Linked DNA regions of Mus musculus: all the other regions are linked to region 1. A link is a loop called in an ENCODE intact Hi-C map of the cell type or tissue named here. Cell type or tissue: left cerebral cortex. All regions are shown on one strand.

Region 1 (5,000 bases):
GGGAGGAGGGGAGATTGAGGCCCAGCCGCCCCAGGTAGGGTCAAGCCGGGTGTCCTGCATATCTATCCCCCGCCCCGCAGACCCTGGGAAGGTGGGCGACGGAGGCGAGGTGGGTGCCAGCGGCCTAACGCACCCATCCCCCTTTAGATCTGGGGCGGCGGGGTTCCCGCAGCGGGCCGTTCTTCCCCTCCCCCCCCCCAACTGGGGAAGGGGTGGGAGTGCCCGGCTCCCTCCAGGCCCGCCTCCCTCCTTCCCCGCAAGGTCCCCTGCGCGCGGGTGGTGGCCGATCCGCATTGCTGTTCCTCGTCCGCGGAGCAGAAGGCGCCTTTGAATAGAGGTGGGCGAGGGCCGGACTCTTGAGGTGGGTTGGCCGCGGGCTCTGGACACGCACCGCATTTTCCCTCCCAACCCCCCCCCCCCCCGGCCCAGTTCCTGCAATTTTTAGGGGTGAGGCGCCGCAACAGAGGAGTTGGTGCGGGTCCGAAGGCAACAACTCCCGAGTGTTGGCTTGCGCCCTGGTCCCCCTCTCCCCTTCCCTGGGCCCGATCTCGTTGGTAGGCTGGGGTGCTGTCCTGTGTGACTGGACTCTGGAGGGTGTGTGCGTGCGGGGGTGGGGAGTGGTGGGGGTGCTTGTCAGTTCGTATTTCACGAACTAAGAAAATGCTTAGTGTTAAAACGGAGAGGCAGATGCCAATAGACTCCATTCCATTGTGGCCGGTGTCCTTAACTTGGGAAACGCCGCCGCCAGAGCTTACCAAGGGCATGCAAGTCCTTTTCCCCTGTGCCCCTGTGTTACAGGCACTACTGTGCCTCCCTCTGGCCTAGGCCTGGCTGGCAGGGCCTGGAGCAGCCTCCTCCTTAAATAGACATCCAGGACTTAGGAGGTGGGCAAGGGGATTTTTCTTGTACGGAGTTTTCTTCTTAGCCGCATTGTCCTGCTGTCCGTTTCCAGAGAGTGTTCCTCTACAGCAGAAGTTAACCCCTAGGGTGAATCAGAGCCGAGGTTTTAGGGAATTCTTCTGGGAACAGTATGTTTTTTACTTTATTCCTCCACACTCCCAATTTTCCCTAACATGAGGCATTTCAAACCCTGCTTAGCTTGCCTCGTTCAAGTTAAACCATCATTTTATTTCCCCATCTCTGTGAAGTTAGGGTTTTGTAAGTTGTTTCTTTTCTGTCCTTGACTTTTAGTGAAAAACGAAAAGATACTTAAATGTAACTTTAAGGATGCATCCTGTTTTTCTTTGCTTTTTCATGTTTTCTCTTTAGTTATCAGAAAGTGACGTGTATGTCACTTTCACTCAAATACAAATTAAAGCTAAAGTTCCTAGGCTTCACCAGCTCTCTTTAGGCTTAAACATTAGATGGTAGCTGAGTTGACTCCACAGGGAGGTGAGCAGGGTGTGAGTGCCAGCAATCTTTTTCTGCAGTTGAGGTGCTGCAAAAGTGAAAGGCATTTCGAGTCTTCCTTGCTTCAAGTTCTTTCACTTGAAGCCTAGGTTTTTTTTTTTTTAAGAGTTTTCGTCCAATACTGGTACTCAGAATGTGTGAGTTTGTTCTGTACAGAGCCTTGGTTAATGTCATTCTCTCATTACTGTCTCTGTGGGTTCCTTGTAAATCCATTATAACTTGTAGAGTTTTGCTTTTGTGTGTGTGTGATTTAAAATAGGACTGGCTGCACTGAGGAAAGGAGGTGTAGCATTGGGGTTGGTGAGGTGCTTCAGGGGGTAAGGGCAATCAACTGGGATTCCCATACCACCAACCACCACCACCACCACCACCACCACCACCACCTCAGCAGGAAGCAACTGACTCCTGCTGCAAGCTGTCCTCTGACCTCTACACACCTGCCAGGGCATGTTCCCCTCCTCCACAGTAAATAAACTTAAAAAAGAAAAGGCGTCATGTTTGAGATAGCAAAATGTTCTTCCCAGCCTAGAAGCTCACTAAAGCAGTCTTTCACTTCTGGGCCTGCCCAGAGCCTGGAGCCTAACCCAGGGCCTTGCTTTTGCTACTCAGGCAGCCTGGGTCTGACTTGATTTTTGTGTGAATGGAATTTTGTGATTTTTGAGAAGAGTTTTTTCTTGTCAACACTCAAGAGGCCACTTTCTTAGAAAAGAACTGTGTGTGATCACTTTTTAAGAATCTTACGGGCTGGCGAGATGGCTCAGTGGTTAAGAGCGCCGACTGCTCTTTCGACAGTCCTGAGTTCAAATCCCAGCAACCACATGGTGGTTCACAACCATCTGTAACGAAATCTGATGCCCTCTTCTGGAGTATCTGAGGACAGCTACAGTGTACTTACATGTAATAAATAAATCTTAAAAAAAAAAAAAAGAATGTTACACAGTTGCACTGGAGATTCTACTTCTTACTCTTAACTTTGACCTTTTGTGAGGCTGTGCTCTTGTGGGATCGAGGCTTCCCCTTTAATCGGGAGGGTTTTTTTTTTTTTTTTTTTTTTTAAACAGTAGTGTACCTGCTAAACTAAGTTTCTCCCTGCCGGCTCGGACTTTGGTCTTGACGTTCCTGGTTTTGTGGAGGTGGTATGGTGAACTTTTTCATACTCGGAGCTTTTTGTTTCATCTTAATTTTTCCCTAGAGAAAGTGCCCAGGAGTGGTTTCACTAGGTCAAGGACTCTTAAGGTTTTATGGCTCTCACAAGCTGTGCCATGCTATTTCTCAGAAGACTCAGTGGGTTCTGGAGCCAAGAAGGCAGCTCTTTGGGGGATGGGCTCTGTGGACTTGTTGGATGCTCTTGGGGATGTTGCATTCAACAAGGCATGTGCTTTCATGGATACGTTTCCTGGTCGTTTCTACTTTTAAAGATTTATTTTTGTATGTATAAGTGCTTTGCCCGTTTGTATGGTATGTGTGCCCAGGGTCCACAGAGACCAGAAGAAGAGGGCCCTTTATTCCCTAGAACTGCAGTGACAGACTGCAGTGAACACCATGTGGTCCTCTGCAAGAGCAGCCAGCCTTTCTAACCCTGAGCCATTCATCCTGTCCCTCTTGATTATGTCTCTTTGAAGTTTTCCAGGATTGTTTTTTATGTGTATGGATGTTTTGTGTGCATGTTTGTAAGTGTCTTCATACTTTACTGATGCCCACAGAGACCAGGAGTGGGCTCTGGATCCCCTGGGATGGAGTTAGGGATAGTTGTGAGGCCACCATGTAGGTGCTAGGTTCCTCTGCAAGAGCAGCCATGCCGGGCTTGGTGCCACATGCCTTTCATCCCAGCCCAAGAGATGGGGCAAGTGAATCTTTGGAACTTGAGGCCAGCCTGGTCTATATAGGGAGTAGACTTACAACAAGTGCTCTTAACCTCTTCAGCCCTTGTATTTGAATTTTACATGAGCTTGCACTGAGACTGTGTATGAAGATGTTTGGGGGTCTGTAGTGTATAATGCCAGTGCAGATCCATGGTTTCTGAAGGAACTGTTCTAAAACTTTCTGGCTGTTAAAAAATTGTTAATCCTTTTTTATTTGTGTTATTAGCTGTTAGTTTATGATCACTTTTGAAAAAAAAAGTTAGCTTGTGGTGAAGCATGGTGGTAGGATTAACTGAAGGAGGTTGAGGCAGGAGGATCATGAGTTACAGGCCAGCCTGGGCTACACATGTACTGTTCAGAGGTGGTGTACACCTTTGATCCTAACACCGGGGAGGCAGACAGGCAGTCTGCTGCTGTACCGAGCAGCCAGGGCTACGCAGAGAAACCCTGTCTTGGAAAAACAAGTTTAATTTGTTTATGCATACCTCTTGTCTGTCTGGTGCCTGTGGAGGTCAGAAGAGGAGGCCAGATGCCCTAGAGCTGTAGTTATGGACGGTCATTGGGCCACTGTGTGGATGCTGGGAACTGAGCCCAGGTCCTCTGCAAGAGCGGCCAGTGCTCTTAACTGCTGAGCTACCTGTCCACAACCATGCCTTTATTTTTTGAGTTCAGATCTTTTGTATCCGATTGTTCTTGTCCTTGAAACTTTGGTGTGCCTGCCCAACCCCCTCCCAACTGTTGGGATTGTAAGTGTGCACCTGCCTACTTTATGCAGTGTTGGGGTGGTCATTCAGAGCTTGTCTGCATGCTAGGCACACGTTGTAGCTACATCCTCAGCTCCTAGTTAGTGACTGCACTGGGAGTCATCATGGGTTAATTCATATCCCTGCCTTCCTTTCCTCTTTATTGGGTTTAGTGGTTCGAGGGGCAGCATCTACTTTGTAGACCAGGCTGCTCAAAATTTTGTTTGCTTTCTTTGTTTTGAGACAAATTTGTAGCCTTGGGCTTAAAGGCTTGTATCTGTCACTCCTGGCTTATAGGCTTAGACATTTTTTTAAATTTACTTTTTAAAATTTATGTGTGTATATGTGAGCTTGTGTGGTTGTGTACCACATGTGTGCAGGAGCCCTGAGGAAAACCAGACCAGGGCACTGAGTTGGAGATGGAGGCAGTTGTGAGCTGCCATGTGGGTACTGTGGACTGAACCTGTGTCGTCTTCTGGGATAGGTAAGCATTTGTAAGGAAGGAGTCAGCTCTCAAGTGTGACTTGTAGCTTTTGTTTTTGTTTTTGTATTCTTTTTCAGACAGGGTCTCTTACACAATTGTGACAATCCTGAAAGTCACTGTGTAGTCCCGGCTGGTCTCCTAATTCAGAGAGATCTACCTGTCTCTGCCTTCTCAGGTGCACTCTCAAGCCTGGGTTAGTTTTGGATTTTTAGTTGTTGTTGTTGTTTTTGACAGGGTTTCTTTGTGTAATAGCCCTGCTGTCCTGGAACTTGCTTTGCAGTCTAGGCTGATCTCTAAGAGATAGACCTGAGTGCTGGGATTAGAGGCATGGGCCACCATTGCCTGGCTTGCCTGGAACTCCTTGAAGCATGCATCTTCTTGCCCCTGCCTCAGGCACCATGGCAGGCTCCCACACTTACTTTAAAAAAAAAAAATGTAGCCTAGGCTGGCTCACAAGCACATTTGGGATTTCAGGTGTGTACCACCATCCTCTACACTTCA
Region 2 (5,000 bases), 120 kb after region 1:
GGCCTGGCAGGAAGGAGCAGCCCCTCCAGAAACTCCAGATGGAAGCTGCTTCCTGCTCTGCCCAACCAGAGATGCTCAACACCCAAGGGGCCCTGGGGACCGTTTTCCCAGGAAACCTGGCAATTAAGGGCCAGCCACTCCTGGATTAATAGCAATGGATTAATAGCAATAGCTTAAATTTATTGAGCACTAACATGCCAATACTGCATGCCTCTCCCCGACTCTGTCCTTCAGCACCTCCACTTCAGACTTCCAAGAACACCTGTAACTCTGAGACAGCACAACCCAAGCCTAAGATCTCAGAGTCAGGCCAGTTACTGCCTACCTGCTTCAAATGTCTTCTCCTTGTTGGGCTCCTACATAGTGCACAACCACCTAGAGAGGCACAAGACTTGGCTGACACTGGGCAGGTCCCAAGAGATGTCAGGTAACTTGCCCAGGGCCTCACCCCTGAAGCTAGCAGAGTCTGGATTAGTCTCCACACAAGTGCTGCTCCAGGGAGAAATGAGGACTTGAAAGGAAAGACCTCTCGTTTTAGTTTTAACAGTACTATCTGTCCCATCTCCTCGTGCCAGCAGTTAAAACCCTTCCCGCTCTTGATGACTTTTTCATTGCCTCACAGAAGTGCCCACCCAAAGAGTCACAGCAATGGGACATTCAGCAGCTGACTAGCCTCACAATGTGGGCTGGACCCCCAGAGACCTGCTCTGGAAAGGGTGTGATACAGGCCCAGGCAGCCGGAAGGGGCTCCCAAGCACCTTCAGCTCTATCGCAGAAGTGGGAGAAACCAGATGGTGGCCCAACTAGCCTAGACAGCCTGAGGCACACAAGCTGATGGCACAGCCCAGCTACTCAAAGGAAAGGACCGTCACTTCTCTAAGAACATTTTGAACGATGAGGACCAGGCACTGGGTGACATTTGGTGCCAGAGAGTCAGGAAGGAAGAGGAGCAGCAAATGACCTCAACAAAACAGATAACACCCTTGTCATGACTGCCTGCCCTCCTGATCAAGCCATCCTGTGCTCTGGTGGCCCTCACAAGTTAGGTGTCAACTGAGGGAACCCAGGCCAGGAAGGGGTTTGTCATCTGACCCTGCCCAGGGTCCTTCAGAGTTCCCTGCCCACAGACTCGGGAAACCCCAGAGCAGCTATGCTCAGGAGAGAGCCGAGGACGGTCCCAGGGCCAGGGTCAATAAAACTGGACAGTCTGAAAACCAACGGCCTGTAACTGAGGTCTTCTCCCAACGGCCTGTAACTGAGCCCTTCTCCCAGCCGGACGCAGGTGCCTTCCACACAGCATTCATTAAAACTCCACCTCATTGTAACTGCACCACAAATCTCTTCTCACTCACTGAACAGCGGGGAAACTGAGGTCGCGACCCTCATCTTGGAGAGCAGAGGAGAAAGAACACAAGTTCTGCCTCTAGGACCCTCGGTTTCCTCTCTTGTCACTGCCCAGCCCTTGAGATCCCCAAACCACAGCTGCTGCCGCTGCTGCGGGCCAGCCCCTTCCCAGCTGACCACCCATTGGGACTGCACAAGTTCCAGAATGTATTCACCCCTCCTGGCTCAGATGGCGTTTCCTCCCAGAGGAGGCCTGGGGAACAAGGTTCAGAAAGTGTCCTAAGAGCATAAAACTCTTATAACCTCAACTTCCCCCAGCGGGCCCTGGCCTGTCATGGCCTGTCCCACCCCCTTCCCCCATCTCTGGCTGATTTCACCTTTAGGACTCCGCATATCATCCTTGGTTGATCACCGGGGCACTAGTGACACACGTGTCCCCCCCTCCCACCCTCACCGCCAGCACACCCCCCCCCCCGGCAGGGGCCCAAGCACGCTGTGTGCCGGGACAGCTCTCGGTTCCTCCCGCGGCGCCCCGCCAGGCTCCTCTCCGGAGGCCCCAGCTGAAAGCACTGACCTCCGCGCCCACATCACTGCGGTCTGGGATTGGGGAAGAGAAACAGAATGAGGAAACGCCAGAAAACAGAAGCGGGACCCGGGGACGGCCGCCCGGCCCAGTTCCTCCAACACGCTCGGCGGGCCGCGCTTACCGCGCAAGCTGCGGGTCGGGGCCCGGCCGGCCCATGGCGTCGCACGGCCTCTCGGCGCTCAGGCAGGAAACCCCGGCTCGGAAAACGGCCAGCGCCTCATTTCCGCCGCCAGCTCCTGACAGCAGCCGGGGGACGCGGCCTCGGGCCGTCCCCAGGACGCTGCTGCTGCTGCCGCCGCCGATGTGGACCCCGTGTGGCCCGTGACAGTCTGGGCTGGAGAGCGGCCAGGCGGAGGCGACGGCCCGAGCCCATGCCGCCCCACGCCGTTATGTAAAGAGGAACCAGCCGCGAGCCGCGCGCGGCGGCGGAGGGCGGCCTGGGGGCGTGGCCACAGAGAGCCACGCCCCGGGGCCGCCTGCGGAGGCCGGGGGCGGAGCCTATCCCGGCCCCGCCCTCCTCTCGCGCCTCCGCCCGCTGCCCGGTGGGAGGTAGCATAGCGACAAGCTCCGCCCCCATAAGGCGCGCTCTCTGCACCCAAGTTGCGTCGCGCCCCCTAAAGAAGGGAAAAAAAATAATAATAAAATAAAGAATCTCGAAGGGGAGGAGCGTGCTCGGTCCCGCCCCTCTCGCGCTGGCCAGTCACCGCGTGCCTCGGCAAGGCGGGGCCCCTAGAAGGGGTGGGGCGGGGCTAGGCGCGCGATGGGCGTGGCTGCCCCGACCTTCGGGACCTCCTAGGGGCGCGCCCCTGCGGACTCCCTCCAAGCCCAACCTTATCTGAGCTTGCCCGGCCGGGTCTAGCAACTGCGACCGCGGTTTTCATCACCTCCAGGGGAAGGGGCCAGCCCCACCCTGGCCCCACTATCCATGACTCCGCCGAGCCGTCCTGCCTCCGCGGCGCCATCCATTTGAAGTCCGCTCCCCTCCTAAGGTCCTCGGAGTCCCGGAACGGGCCGAGTAGGCTGTTCTCTACCTGGCCGCCCGGCCGCATTCTCTAGCTTGATGAAACTTTCTCCAAGAGCTCCTTCGCATCCCAGGCAGCCGAGCCCTTTGAACGTCCACGCCTGCGCGCCCCTTAGCCCTTTACCTTTTCTCTATCGCCACATTGGCTAACAGTGGGGTGCCCCTGTTCTGAAGTGGAGTCACTCACTGCACGCCAGTCTTCCCCGCGACTCTACGGAGGGAGGGGAAAGAGGAATGCCTGTCCCCTCCCCCTCCCCCAACAGGAAGCAGGCCGCCCACGCCCCCAGCTTGGAGGGGCCACTGCAAGCCTTCCCAGACGACAGGCTCCCACGAGCCGCTGGCTCCCTGGAGCCTTCCCCTTGCTGCGTGGGACCAAATATTTGACCCCCTCCAACTCAGTTTTTTCATCTATGAAATGGAAATAACACGTGTCTCCAGCCCACTCAGGGACTGGAAGAAGTGAGTTGCTCACATTAGAGCAGCCTAACCAACCGGGCTGAATTCAGTCCCCGGGCCTGCTGTTGGAGCCCGAAGAAGGGACTCCCCCGTAGGTGGGGATTTCCACTACAATCGGACGGCAGCAAGCTGGAGCCTGGTAGCAAAATGGCTTGGAAGAAGCCCCCACCCACCCACCCCCAAAAAACGAGCCAAGGCAATGTCTTAGGCACTATAAGGTGTTTGTGGACATCAGTTAGTGATTCCCTCGTGGGGGCGCCACTCTGGTTGGGAGACAGCATCGGTGACAGCTCCGTTGTGGAGTTGTCTTTGGGACACAGGAAGAGAAATCTTTGAGTAATATTTAAGCTGCGATCTCCCACATGATGAGGGGGGAAGGCAATCCCAGTCAATGCAGCGCCAAATGCAGAGGCTCTAAAGTGCCTTGTTAGAAAAGTAGCAATGGCCCCACCTACAACGAAGGAACACGTGCTATTTTAGAGGTCTAGGTGCAGAGTCAGGTTTGGTTTGTTTTTTGTTTGTTTTTCTCAGGGAAGGGAGGGTCCTTCCTGAGGGCACTGGGGAGCTATGAAGAATCGCGAGAAAGAGCAGGCCCAGATGAGCTCTGCCACAGAGGCTGGTGTAGGTGTCCCCATTCGGGGACGCAGCACCTAAGGAGGGCTGCGGTGGAGACTAGCTTGGTTAGCCCGTAGCACGCTCCCTACGACACCTGGGGCGACTGCCGGGTACCTGCAGCCTCGCCGGGGCCAGGAGGCGCGCGCGCGCGGAGCATCAGGTATTGGCAGTCCTTGCCAAATGGTGGCTGCAATCTGCCAGCCGCAAGCACTTTCCCTCTCGTAGCCGACTGCAGCTCTGCTGAGTTAAATGGAGACTTGTGGTTCTTCCTCTTTTTAATCACAGGCCAGCCCTGCCTGCCAGATTTCTCCGAGGCCCAAACCCGTTTCCTTCCTCGCGCTCAGTTTCTTCTCGCCCCGGCGGGGCCCGCCCCAGTCCGGGTTCCCTGAAAGCCCTGCGACGTCAGAGCCTTCTGTTTATTTGTGTTTCTCATTCCGAGGGCAAAGGACTCTGAGGCGGGACCCTGCGGTGACAGCAGCGACGACCCCGGGGTTCTGCGCCCCTGGGGACCTGACTCCACCCAGCAGGGCTAGGGGGTTGGGGGGTGGGGAGGACGCCGGTTCCCACGGCTGGCGGGGACTGCCGGAAGCAGTCTGTCCACTTCCAGGGGCCGGGCCACCCGCCCTTCCTTCCTGCTGAGGGCAGCGGCACCCCAGGTCCACCTGCAAGGACCCAGGTGGCCAGGTCAGAAGTACAACCAAGCCTAATCTAGCAGGTTCTATAAATCAACAAGGTCAGGGTCAAAATATCAGCCAGGTGCACTGGACGACTGGAGGCTGAGACACTTAGCAGCGGAGACAGGAGGTGAGCCTTGGCTACCTAATGAGTTGCAAACCTGCCCGAGCTACATGAGACGCTGTCTCAAATCAAACCAACTGAACAGTACCAATGAAAGCTAACCAGAGCCAAGAGTATTAGTAAGTCAATGATCCAAGCAACAAACATTAACCAGATATGACCAGGGCCGTGGCAGGATAG
Region 3 (5,000 bases), 51 kb after region 1:
GTCATTTGAAGCTTGTTGTTTTGAAGTTTTTGTTTTGGGAACAGGTCTGTGCTGTGTAGATTAGGGTGACCTAGGGCTGCAGTTCCTTCCCTGTCATCTGCCCGGTGCTGGGACATGCTCACTGCCATCCATGCCCTGCAATTAGTCATTCTTGCTTCCTCCCCCTCCCCTCCCCTCCCCTCCCCTCCCCTTCCCTCCTCTCTTCTCTTCTTGAAATTAGATATTGTGTTATGTATGTAAGTATACTATAGCTGTCTTCAGACACACCAGAAGAGGGCATCAGATCCCATCACAGATGGTTGTGAGCCACCATATAGTTGCTGGGAATTGACCTCAGAACCTCTAGAGGAGCAGTCAGTGCTCTTAACCATCTCAGTGCACTGAGCTATCTCTCCAGCCCCTCTTGTTTGAGTTTTGATTCTCCAGACAGCGTTTCTGTGGCTTTTCTGAATTCACTCTGTACACCATGCTGGCCTTGAACTTGACCAGCTTTTTAAATTAACTTTTTTTTACTTTAGCAAAAATTATACCCCCCCCCCCCCCAAAAGTCCCATCCACTTGTTTTTCTTTATTTCCTTACCTATGAAAGTTTAGCCTATGAAGGTTTTTATTCCTGATCTTTTGTGGTTTGTATGCTTACAGTTTTATTTATGTGAGACAAGGTCTAGCCCTGACTGGCCTGGAACATGATGCTGTGTAGGCCAGGCTGCACTCAAACTCACAGAGGTCTCTCTGTCTCTGCCTCTCTGCCTCCCAAGTGCTGGAATTAAAGGTATGTGTCATCATACCTAGGTATTTTACCTTATCTTATTGGATTTGATTTTGAGATAGGGTCTGTGTGCAGTCCCAGCTGTCCTGGAACTCACTAAGTAGATTAGACTGAGCTGTTTTTATATATGCATATATGGTTTATTTGTGTCTGCTACATGTGTAGATTTCCAGAGGCCAGAAGAGAGCATTGGCTCCCCTGGAGCTGAAGTTACAAGAGGTTGTGGGTTTCTTTGCGGGTACTGGGATCTGAACTTGGTCTTTTGGAAGAGAAACACTCTTACCAGCTGAGCCTCACTCTCAAACCCCAGAACTGATTGAGCTTGTGGCAGATTTTAATTTGACTGTTGATGTGGATATGTCTTGTCAAGCATCCTCTGCTATAGAAACTGTCCTCCTAGGGAAGTGACTTAGTGCCTTTCCTGACAGTGAGGCTACCAGATGTCAAGATGTGTGGCAGCTGCGGAGGAGACCGAGTGGTTAAGAGCACCTGCTCAATCTTGCAGAAAACCCAGATCTGTTCCCAGTATTCAAAAGGAGTTCATACCTCTCTAACTCCAGTTCAGGGGAGCTGATGTCCTCTTCTGGGCTCTGCAGGTGCTGCAGGCATATATGAGGGCAAAACACTCAAACATATAAAATTAAATCTTTAAAAAATGATATATGAATTTCTGATTATATTTTGTTGCGCCTTGTGCCTGATTCTGTTCAGAGCTGTGGTGTCTTGTTACTGTGCCAGTGTAGTAAGTTGAAATTTTTATGGATTTATTTTACATGAATGAGTTTGCCTGGGTGTGCAGACCTTGTGTTCTTGAGGTCAGAAGAGGGCATTGATATCTGGAACTGGTTATAGATGACAGTCTCTTTGTGGGTGCTGGGATTGAACCCAGGCCTCTGAAAGAGAAACAAGCACTACTCCTCAGAATAGATACTCTCAAGCTTTTTGAGATAGGGTCTCACTGTGTAGCTCTGGCTGGCCTTGAATTCAAATCGTTCCTCCACTACCACCACCATACCATGAAGGCAGTGGCTCCCACACCTGGCAAGGACTTCATATTATGCTCTTCTTTAGGGATAGACTTCCAGAATGACTTCTAGTCAACATTCCTTCCCGTGACTCTTCAACCTTGATGGCCTTCTTGAGCTTATCTCATCTGCCCTGTTTATCCTTGGGTTTGCTTTCTACAAAAGCCCATGCACCGCAGAGGGTGCTAGACGCGCTTTCAGAACCCAGAACCAGATCACACCTTTGCTCTTCAGTCCTGAGCTTTTTGCTCACCCAAGTTGCTCTTCAGCTGGATACTTTACTATTAGTTTGCTGGGCTGCACTTGATGCAGTTGACATGGTTTCTGTGGGCTGAGGAGAATGAGGGTTTCTTGGAGCCCCAGGCAGCTTTTTCTCATGACTCCTGGGGCACTTGAGGAGATGGTTGGAGAAGCCGTGGTCTGCTGGGGGCGTAGCAAGCTTTCCTAGGCTGTAACAGTGTCCCTCTCTAGTCCTTATTGCATAATCATTCCTCAAGATGAGTTCCTAATCCTGGGAACCAAGCCAATAGCAGTCATCTATTATTTTTTTATAGGCATATCGATACAGACAAAGATTACATTTTTGTTTAACATTCAGTTCTGGGAAACAAAAGATATCTAAAAATGATATTTTTCAGTAGCATGATATTTAAGCATATTTTTGTGGTTGCAGATCATTTCTAGTCATTTTGATTTTTAGAAGGACTGATTTAATGTTTTGATCTCTTTGTTTTTGCTTGCAGGCCTCTATATACAGCATGTGCATGGCTAGTACCCATAGAGGCCAGCAGAGGGGGTTAGATCCCCTAACTGGAGTTAACATAAGATTGTGAGCTGCCCCATGAGTGATGGGACTCAAACCCACATCCTCTGCAAGAACAGTGCATGCTCCTAACTGCTGAGCCATCTCTCCTTCCCCATAATACACTTTAGACAATAAAAACTCTAAAGCGTTAGATTTGACAAGTAATAGGCTCAGTACATGTAATTCTTTCTTTACTGAGAAGCATTCTAGCATAAGTAAAGTGTGCCTAGCGATTTGAGCTCTTTGACTTTTCCTTTGTGTGTGTATATATATATATATATATATATATATATATATATATATATATATATATGTGTGTGTGTGTGTGTGTGTGTGTGTGTATATATGTTGTGGGGGTGGCCTTTAAACTACAACCGTGCATTCAGTGCATCCACTGTGAAGGAATGCATGAAAGTAGCCTAGCTGCTTCTTTGTTTGGAGTCCTAGGATTACAAGATCCCCTCAAGATCATTCATATGCAACCCCTTCTAGAGCATGCTGGGGAAATGACCCTTTGGCAGCCACCAACGGGTGGGTTAGACATCCCCTGTAGGTGTCAGTGTTCTGGAGGCAGTTAGATGTGATTCTCTGAAAGTGTAGCATCCTGTTATATTATGGTTGGAAGTTTGTTGTCTTGACTTTCTGTTTATACTTGGTATTTGGGGGTGGCTCTTCGTTTCTGCTATTTGCTGTGGTGCCTGTCCTGCTCCACAGAAAGTTTTGACACATTGGTGTCCACAGTATTTGTTAGGGTGATGTCTCTATCTGCTAGTGAGTCCAGGTAGCCATTCAGTTTCCTTTAGTGCAAAGATCTTTAAAGATGAGCTGGGACTCAGTGTTGTTCCCAGAGAGGCCTGGCTTCCTGTCCCACCTGGCCTCAGTGAGAGAGTCAGAGATAGCCTGGGGCTAGCTTGGTTTTATTTTGATACCTTAGTTCTTTCTGTTTCTCTGCTTTAAAGTCTTCAGTTGAAGAAACAACTCTGGTCTCTGATGGGACTCCCCAGCGCCTTGCATTTTGTGGTTATGGTTGATGATGATCTCTACAGTGTGTAAAACAAACTGTTTCCTGACATTTAATCAGGCAAATAGTAAATGTGTTATGTTCAGTGGGCTTAGTCATTCAGAATGGATGGTATTTGCTATTGGCCTTTTTCCCCCAGACAAAACAGGTGCTGTTATGCAGAACAGAGCTGTGTGTTTCTGGCATGCAGTGTGTTGTGCTTAGGGACTTGATGCATTTGATGCAAGTTTTCAGTGACATGTGTGGCAGAGATCGGGTTTTCCATATAACCTGTTTGTTTTGTTTCCAGCAGAGCAGTATCTCACTAGGCACATTACCCTTCAACATTTTGTGTAGCAGCTTACACAGGACCACAGCCATCATGTTCCTCACGACACTGCTCTTCTCTTCTCCTGCCCTCCTGTGTTTCTTTTCTTGGTTGTTTTTGTTTTATTTTTAAGATGTATTTGATTCTTTTATGTAATGAATTAATTAATCGGTTAATTTAATGTATGCGAGTATACTGTACCTGTCTTCAGACACACCAGAAGAGGGCATCAGATCCCATTACAGGTGGTTGTGAGCCACCATGTGGTTGCTGGGAATTGAACTCAGGACTTTTGGAAGAGCAAGTCAGTGCTCTTAACCACTAAGCCATCTCTCCAGCCCCAAAGTTAACCCATTAAACCTCACCCACCCAAGGACCAGGTAACTTCCTAGAATTCTGGGGATTGTACAGATGGAAAAGTATGGTGGCCATATGGGTGTGTCCTTTAAAATTCCTACAACATATGTCTCAGGGCCACTCAACTGGGAATTATAAGGAGAGATCCTGACCAAAGTCATTCCTGGTCAGTATTTGAATACATTTGGCTCAAAAGTGTGGAACTGGTTTCCTATTTTGAATCTCAAAATTAACATTTGGAGGCCTCAGTGAGATAGGCCTTTCCATCCCAAATTCTGGAGCTAGGATTTCACTCTGGCTCCCCCACCCCCATGTTCATGCTGGGAAAAATGAAATAGCATTTTTTATGGTAATTCATAGAAGCCAAGGGAGACATCCCACAACAGTTTCTGTGGCCTTGGCTGTTCTAGAATTAGCTTCGTAGACCAGGTTAGCATCAAACTCAGATTTTGCCTGCCTTTGCCTCCATCTCCTGAGTGCTCGGGTTAACATCATGTCCCACCACTGCCTGGCTTTATTTTAAATTATATATATGTGTGGTATGTGCACGTGCTCATGAGTGCCCACGTAGACCATAAGTTACATTAACAGATGGTTGTAGGCCATCCAACATTGGTGTTGGGAATTGGGTTTGGGTTATCTGGAAGAGCAGTATGTGCTGCTGTTAAAATGCTTGAGGCATCTCTAGTCCCTTGAAGATTTGCTTGTTTGGGGGA
Region 4 (5,000 bases), 440 kb after region 1:
AACAACCCAGCCTTTCCGTGCCTAACTTTATCTGTAAAATGGGAACGGTGGGAATATATCATCTCTAGGATTGTATCGGGGATTCCATCAGCTGACTTTGTTTCGTTCGAGACAAGATTTTGCTGTTAGCCTTGACTGGTCTGGAACTTGCCTCAAATTCTCAAAGATCTGCCTACCTCTGCCTCCCCAGTCCTGGAAATAAAGTCCTATCTAACCATGCCCAGCTACTTCATCATATTTTATTTTATATGTACGTCTGCTAGAAGGTCAGAGGACAACCTGTGGTAGCTTCCTCTCTCTCCATTAGGATGTGGGGCATGGAACTCTAATTGGTTGGCAGGCATGGAGGGAATCTCTTGTCTGCAGAGCTGTTTAGATAGCCTCCCACAAAGAGACAGATTTTGGCTCATACTAGTAAGAGTGGTGTGTGTTTGTCTCTCCATCCCACAAAATGAGTCTCCCGGGGGAGAGAAAGGCTTTCTCTGTCTTGCTCAACCTGCTCCACCCAGAATAGACACTCCTTGTGAATCAGTCTTACATATCCCTGGCCCTATGGTGTCCCTGGGAAGCTACCCTGCCCTGGAGGGAGTCCAAGATTCCAAAAACTCAGTGAAGACCACATTGACCTCCACAGATTCACAGCAGGGCTTAGCATCGACCCCAGGATGTCAAGAAGCCTGGTGCACCAGCTGCCTTGGGGTGATGAATGACCATTTGTGTAATGGTGTGCAAAACCATAGCTTGGGACAATGAGTTGGTGAGTGGGCAAAGTGGAGCAGAGGGCTGAGGAGAGCTGGGGAGAATCCTGAAACCCCACTGTCGGGGGCTAGCATCAGGAAAAGGGCTCAGATCTAGATGGGTGCATCACACACCATGCTGCGGGGCCACGGGAAGACAGAGCTTGTAGAAAATGAGTCTCTCTATGGGGAGACAACCTTGCAAGGCATTCATGGAAAGGAATCCTCAGATCCATCCCTCTTGCTTTGAGAAACATGAACTGGAGGTGGGGCTGGGGGAGAACATTTTGTAAATTTTCTGGCGTGCTACTGGGAAGAGATAAATGGGTCAGATGGGTGTGCATTTTTCTTCCATAGGCAGCTAGCCTGCGAGGCAGCAGAGTTGGGGACCCCTCAGGTGAAGGGGTGCCCCTGGGGAGTCAAGGAAGCTAGAGGCAAGCAGCAGATGAATGCGCTGAGGCCCAGAGCGCACGCACAGCAACCTCCCAGGAAATGTGCAAATTCCCATTTTATCTGCTCCGGCACGCTCATTCAACCCAGCTCCGGCTAAATACAGGGGAAATCTCTTAAATTATTATATAACTTTCTGAGTTCAAGAAAGATAATTCAAAAGATAGGTAGTAGCAACCCTTACAGAATTCTCCCAACCTCTCTCTAAAATGTAAAAGAGCATTAGCGCACACAAGAAGCTCACACAAATTACTTAATGTGCCACTCACAGTGGATTAACATTTTTTTGGCTTATCTTGGGGGCTTCTTTTTTCCAAATATTGTATCGTAGATGCTTTATTGCAGTATTATGAAATTTTGCCAGTGCTGGGAATTGAACCCAAGGTCTCACACATACTCGACAAGCATTCTCACCACGGAGCCGTATATCTAGCTCTTCTTGTTCACCAATGTGCCAGAGTATTTGAATCCCCAACGTTCCAACCTCCTCCTCTTTATGATTCTCCACAGGCAAGCAACCCCACCCCAGATTGGCTCCGAGGGGTGATTCAGTGTTGAACTCCCACCCCGCCATGTCGGTCAGACTTCTGTCCCCAAGCAGCAGAGCCGGAAGGAGCTGGTGAGCCTCGCAGCGCGCAGCAGACTGACAAAGTCCACCTTCAACTTGCGCGCGCCAACTTCACAACTTCCCTCTCCCGCCACAGGGGGTCTATTTCCCCCGCCCGTTTGGCGGAAGGATCCCGCGCGCGGTGGCGGAGTCGCGCTCAACCGTCTCCGCCCGGGCTCCGCCCCACCCCCGCCCTACGCGCTCAAACCCCGCCCCTTCCCGGCGCCGGCCCCGCCCCCTTCCCGCGCGCTCTATGGGCCCGTAAAGAAGTCCCGGCCGGGCCGCTGCACTCCCGCGCGCGCATCCGTGCGCCGCCCGAGGCTGGCCTGAGGAGTCGGCGGCCATCTTGTTCTTCTCGTGGTTCCCAGTGGCGAGAGGAGGAGGAAGCCCGGAGCGGAGCGGGGCGGCTGGGGGGGGTGGACCCGCCGCGGCTGCTGCTGCCACCGCCGCCGCCGCCACCACCGCTCGTGGGGCTCGTGGCGTGAGGAAGGAGGACGAGTGAGACCCCGGGGCGAGCGGGCGGCGGCGCCGCTGCTGCTGCTGCTGCTGCGGGAGGGTCGGCGGCGGGACGGCGATGGCGGATATCGACAAACTCAACATCGACAGCATCATCCAACGGCTGCTGGAAGGTGAGCGGCGCGCGGGTGGGTGGCGGGGCAGGCCCGGCCGGTGGGGGATCAGGCCCAGTGGAGGGGCCGGTCTTTTCTCGGAAGCCGCTTTGGATCTGGGGCGCGCATACAAGCGCCTCCGGGTTTGGGGACCCCATTATTTTTTATCACTCCCCTGTCCTTGCTTTCACATTTATCATCTGGAGTCCAAGGACTCATCAGAGGGACTTGGCTTGGCAGGACGACGTCCCAGTGCGATGAGAGTCCGTCTCCTGCATTTTCCTACCCCCTCCACCCTCCCCTCAAAGCCATCCATCCTCCAGCGTTCTTTCCCCCTTGAACGTGCATCCGCACACGGACCCAGTCCGGGTGACAGTGTGGCTCTCTCTGATCATCAGATTGTTGTGTCCCTGAGGACAGGGGGACGCTGCCGCGTTCAGCGAGCACCCGCCAGGTAGGTGCTGTGTTGTTATTATCCTGGAAGTGGGTTTCGCAAGAGAAACTCCCAAGACCTCGCTGGACCAAGAATTAACAGTTAAAAGTCAGGTTTCAAACCCCGGGGTAGCTAGGAACCTAGAGAGAACCTGCCGCCTTCCAACTGTTCACCCCGTGGGAACCCAGGATGTCCAGTGGTTGAGGAGAGGTTCAAAAACAAAAACCCAGCTTTCCTTTTGTCCGACTTGGGGGTTTCTGCCGTGTGGTTTCCTACTTTGGAGATTTCAAATTTGACATAGGTCTGGATCCTGCTAATCACAGATCCCACAACATCCGCTGAAGCTAAAGAGGAGAAGATCCAGTAACCTTGATTTGGGCTCTTGACACTAGCTTGCTTTGGCCCAAAATACTTTTGGAGTGGTGGACAGCTGCGCAATTCTGGTGGTAGATGTCTTCAAGTAAATCACTGACAGAAAAGGGAAAAGGTGTCTTTTTAAAATCTGGGCATTTCCCCGGGGGGCGGGGGGGTGTTTTTCAAGACAGGGTTTCTCAGTATGGTCCTGGGGCTGTCCTGGAACTCACTCTGTAGAGCAGGCTGGCCTCAAACTCAGAAATCCGCCTGCCTCTGCCTCCCTAGGGCACGGATTAAAGGCTTGGGCCACCACTGCCCAGAGCATTGCCTCCTCTTTAATGTTTTGTTTACATAGGGTTTCTTGGCTTTGGTTTCATTAAAACATGGTCTCTCCAGTCGTGGTTATCCTGGCACTCTTTGTGTAGACCAGGCTAGCCTCAAACTCACAGATCCTTCTTCCTCTCCCTCCCCAATTAAAGGCATTTTTATTACCATGCCTCCTTTTATTACAGGGTCTCTCTCAGGGGCCAGAGCTGAGTTAACCTTCTGATCCTTCTGCTTCGTCTCACATACTAGATTTTATAGGCCACTCAGCCTGACTTATTTTTTTCCTATGCAGTGTGTGCATACATACAGACCAAAGCACACGTGAGGAGGTTAGAGGGTAGTTGGGCGTCTTTGTGTGGATTCTGGGGATCAATCTCAGGTCAGGCTTGCAAAGCAGATTTTCTACTGACTAAATCATCTCACCAGCTTCCCTTTCTCCCTCTTTTAATTATTTTTTTAAATTTTCTGTATGTATTTTGTTTGTGTGCATGTGCGCGCACATGCATGCACCGTACGCATGTCTTACCCTTATGAATGTCTGAAAAGGGCATTGGGTCCTTGGGTATTGGAGTTGCAGATAGTTGTTAGCTGTCACATATGGGTGCTGGAAATGGAGCCCAGTTTATCTCCAAGAACATCAAGCACTCTTAGCGGCTGAACCATCACTTCACTCCCCCAGCACCCCCTTTTCTTGTTGGTTTTTTTTTTTTTTTTTTTGTCTTTGTTTTTCGAGACAGGGTTTCTCTGTATACTCTGTATACAGAGTTTCTCTGGAACTCACTTTGTAGACCAGGCTGGTCTCGAACTCAGAAATCCGCCTTCCGAGTGTGGGATTAAAGGCGTGCACCACCACGCCCGGCTTCAGCACCCCCTTTTTAAATGAGACAGTTTCATTATGTAGCCCAGGCTGGTCTCTGTCTCAACTATCCAGAGTACTGGGATTAAAAACTTTTTACCACCCCTGTCTTCTCATAGTTTCTTAATAGTTTTTAAGTTCTGAGACTGGGTAGCATTGTGTTAGCAAAGGCTGGCCTGGATTTTCAGAGATCTATCTGCCTCTGTCTCCTGAGTGCTGGCATTCAAAGCTGAACTACCATGTTTGGCCTGGTTTATTCTTTTCTGTTGAACTTAACAGAGTAAGCCACTGTTTAAACACGTTGAGAATGACTGGCTGGGTGGTATATGTATTTGTTTCTAACTTATGGACTTGCTTGACGGAAGCCACAGGATCTGCTCAGGATGCGTATAGTTCTCAATCAGAGGACGCTGGCATTGGGGTTGTGATGATTTCAAAACCTTTAAATCTAGAGATAGCTCAGCCGGTTTTGGCTCTTGCCCTTAATCCTGAAGTCCTGATTTGATCCTCTGGATTGACATGAGATTCAGGAGAGAACCAGACTTTGAGGGTTGTCTCCACCCCACCCCCAACAGCTCCAGCAAGCATGGCCTTGCACACATGCATATAACAGAATGGTATAAAAAAA

The links. Peaks named below come from ENCODE experiments on the same cell type or tissue, not always from the same donor. Only the 100,000 strongest peaks of a DNase experiment are listed, where the experiment ranks them.
Region 2: it touches region 1 in a loop (2.0-fold over the local background); 13 of 42 quality-filtered maps call a loop at or near these places.
Region 3: it touches region 1 in a loop (2.1-fold over the local background); 6 of 42 quality-filtered maps call a loop at or near these places.
Region 4: a loop joins it to region 1, with 2.7 times the contacts of the local background. A loop is called at or near these places in 2 of 42 quality-filtered maps.

What each region holds. Positions count from the first base shown.
Region 1 is chr5:121,712,664-121,717,663 of GRCm38, forward strand. All of the region lies in intron 1 of Atxn2 (ataxin 2), which reads left to right. Among named protein-coding and RNA genes, the nearest start is that of Atxn2, 3.6 kb to the left of the region's middle. In left cerebral cortex, CTCF peaks have their summits at 825 and 2,264 (motif pointing left); DNase peaks (open chromatin) are centred at 132 and 778; H3K4me3 peaks cover 1,565 bases; H3K27ac peaks cover 1,031 bases.
Region 2 is chr5:121,834,499-121,839,498 of GRCm38, forward strand. Sh2b3 (SH2B adaptor protein 3) reads right to left here and starts at 2,361. Exons shown (of 8, transcript NM_008507.4): 1 at 2,052-2,361. It overlaps Gm32422 (a long non-coding RNA gene), which reads left to right and starts at 3,663. Exons shown (of 2, transcript XR_387683.2): 1 at 3,663-4,182; 2 at 4,308-4,762. In left cerebral cortex, a CTCF peak has its summit at 2,485; DNase peaks (open chromatin) are centred at 2,012, 2,386, 2,965, 3,188 and 1 more place; H3K4me3 peaks cover 4,205 bases; H3K27ac peaks cover 4,023 bases.
Region 3 is chr5:121,763,981-121,768,980 of GRCm38, forward strand. All of the region lies in intron 5 of Atxn2 (ataxin 2), which reads left to right. Among named protein-coding and RNA genes, the nearest start is that of Mir7031, 53 kb to the right of the region's middle. In left cerebral cortex, a CTCF peak has its summit at 2,582 (motif pointing right); a DNase peak (open chromatin) is centred at 4,874; H3K27ac peaks cover 397 bases.
Region 4 is chr5:122,156,193-122,161,192 of GRCm38, forward strand. It overlaps Ppp1cc (protein phosphatase 1 catalytic subunit gamma), which reads left to right and starts at 2,083. Exons shown (of 7, transcript NM_013636.4): 1 at 2,083-2,423. The coding sequence starts at 2,369. In left cerebral cortex, a CTCF peak has its summit at 1,893; DNase peaks (open chromatin) are centred at 466, 2,028 and 2,754; H3K4me3 peaks cover 2,966 bases; H3K27ac peaks cover 1,692 bases.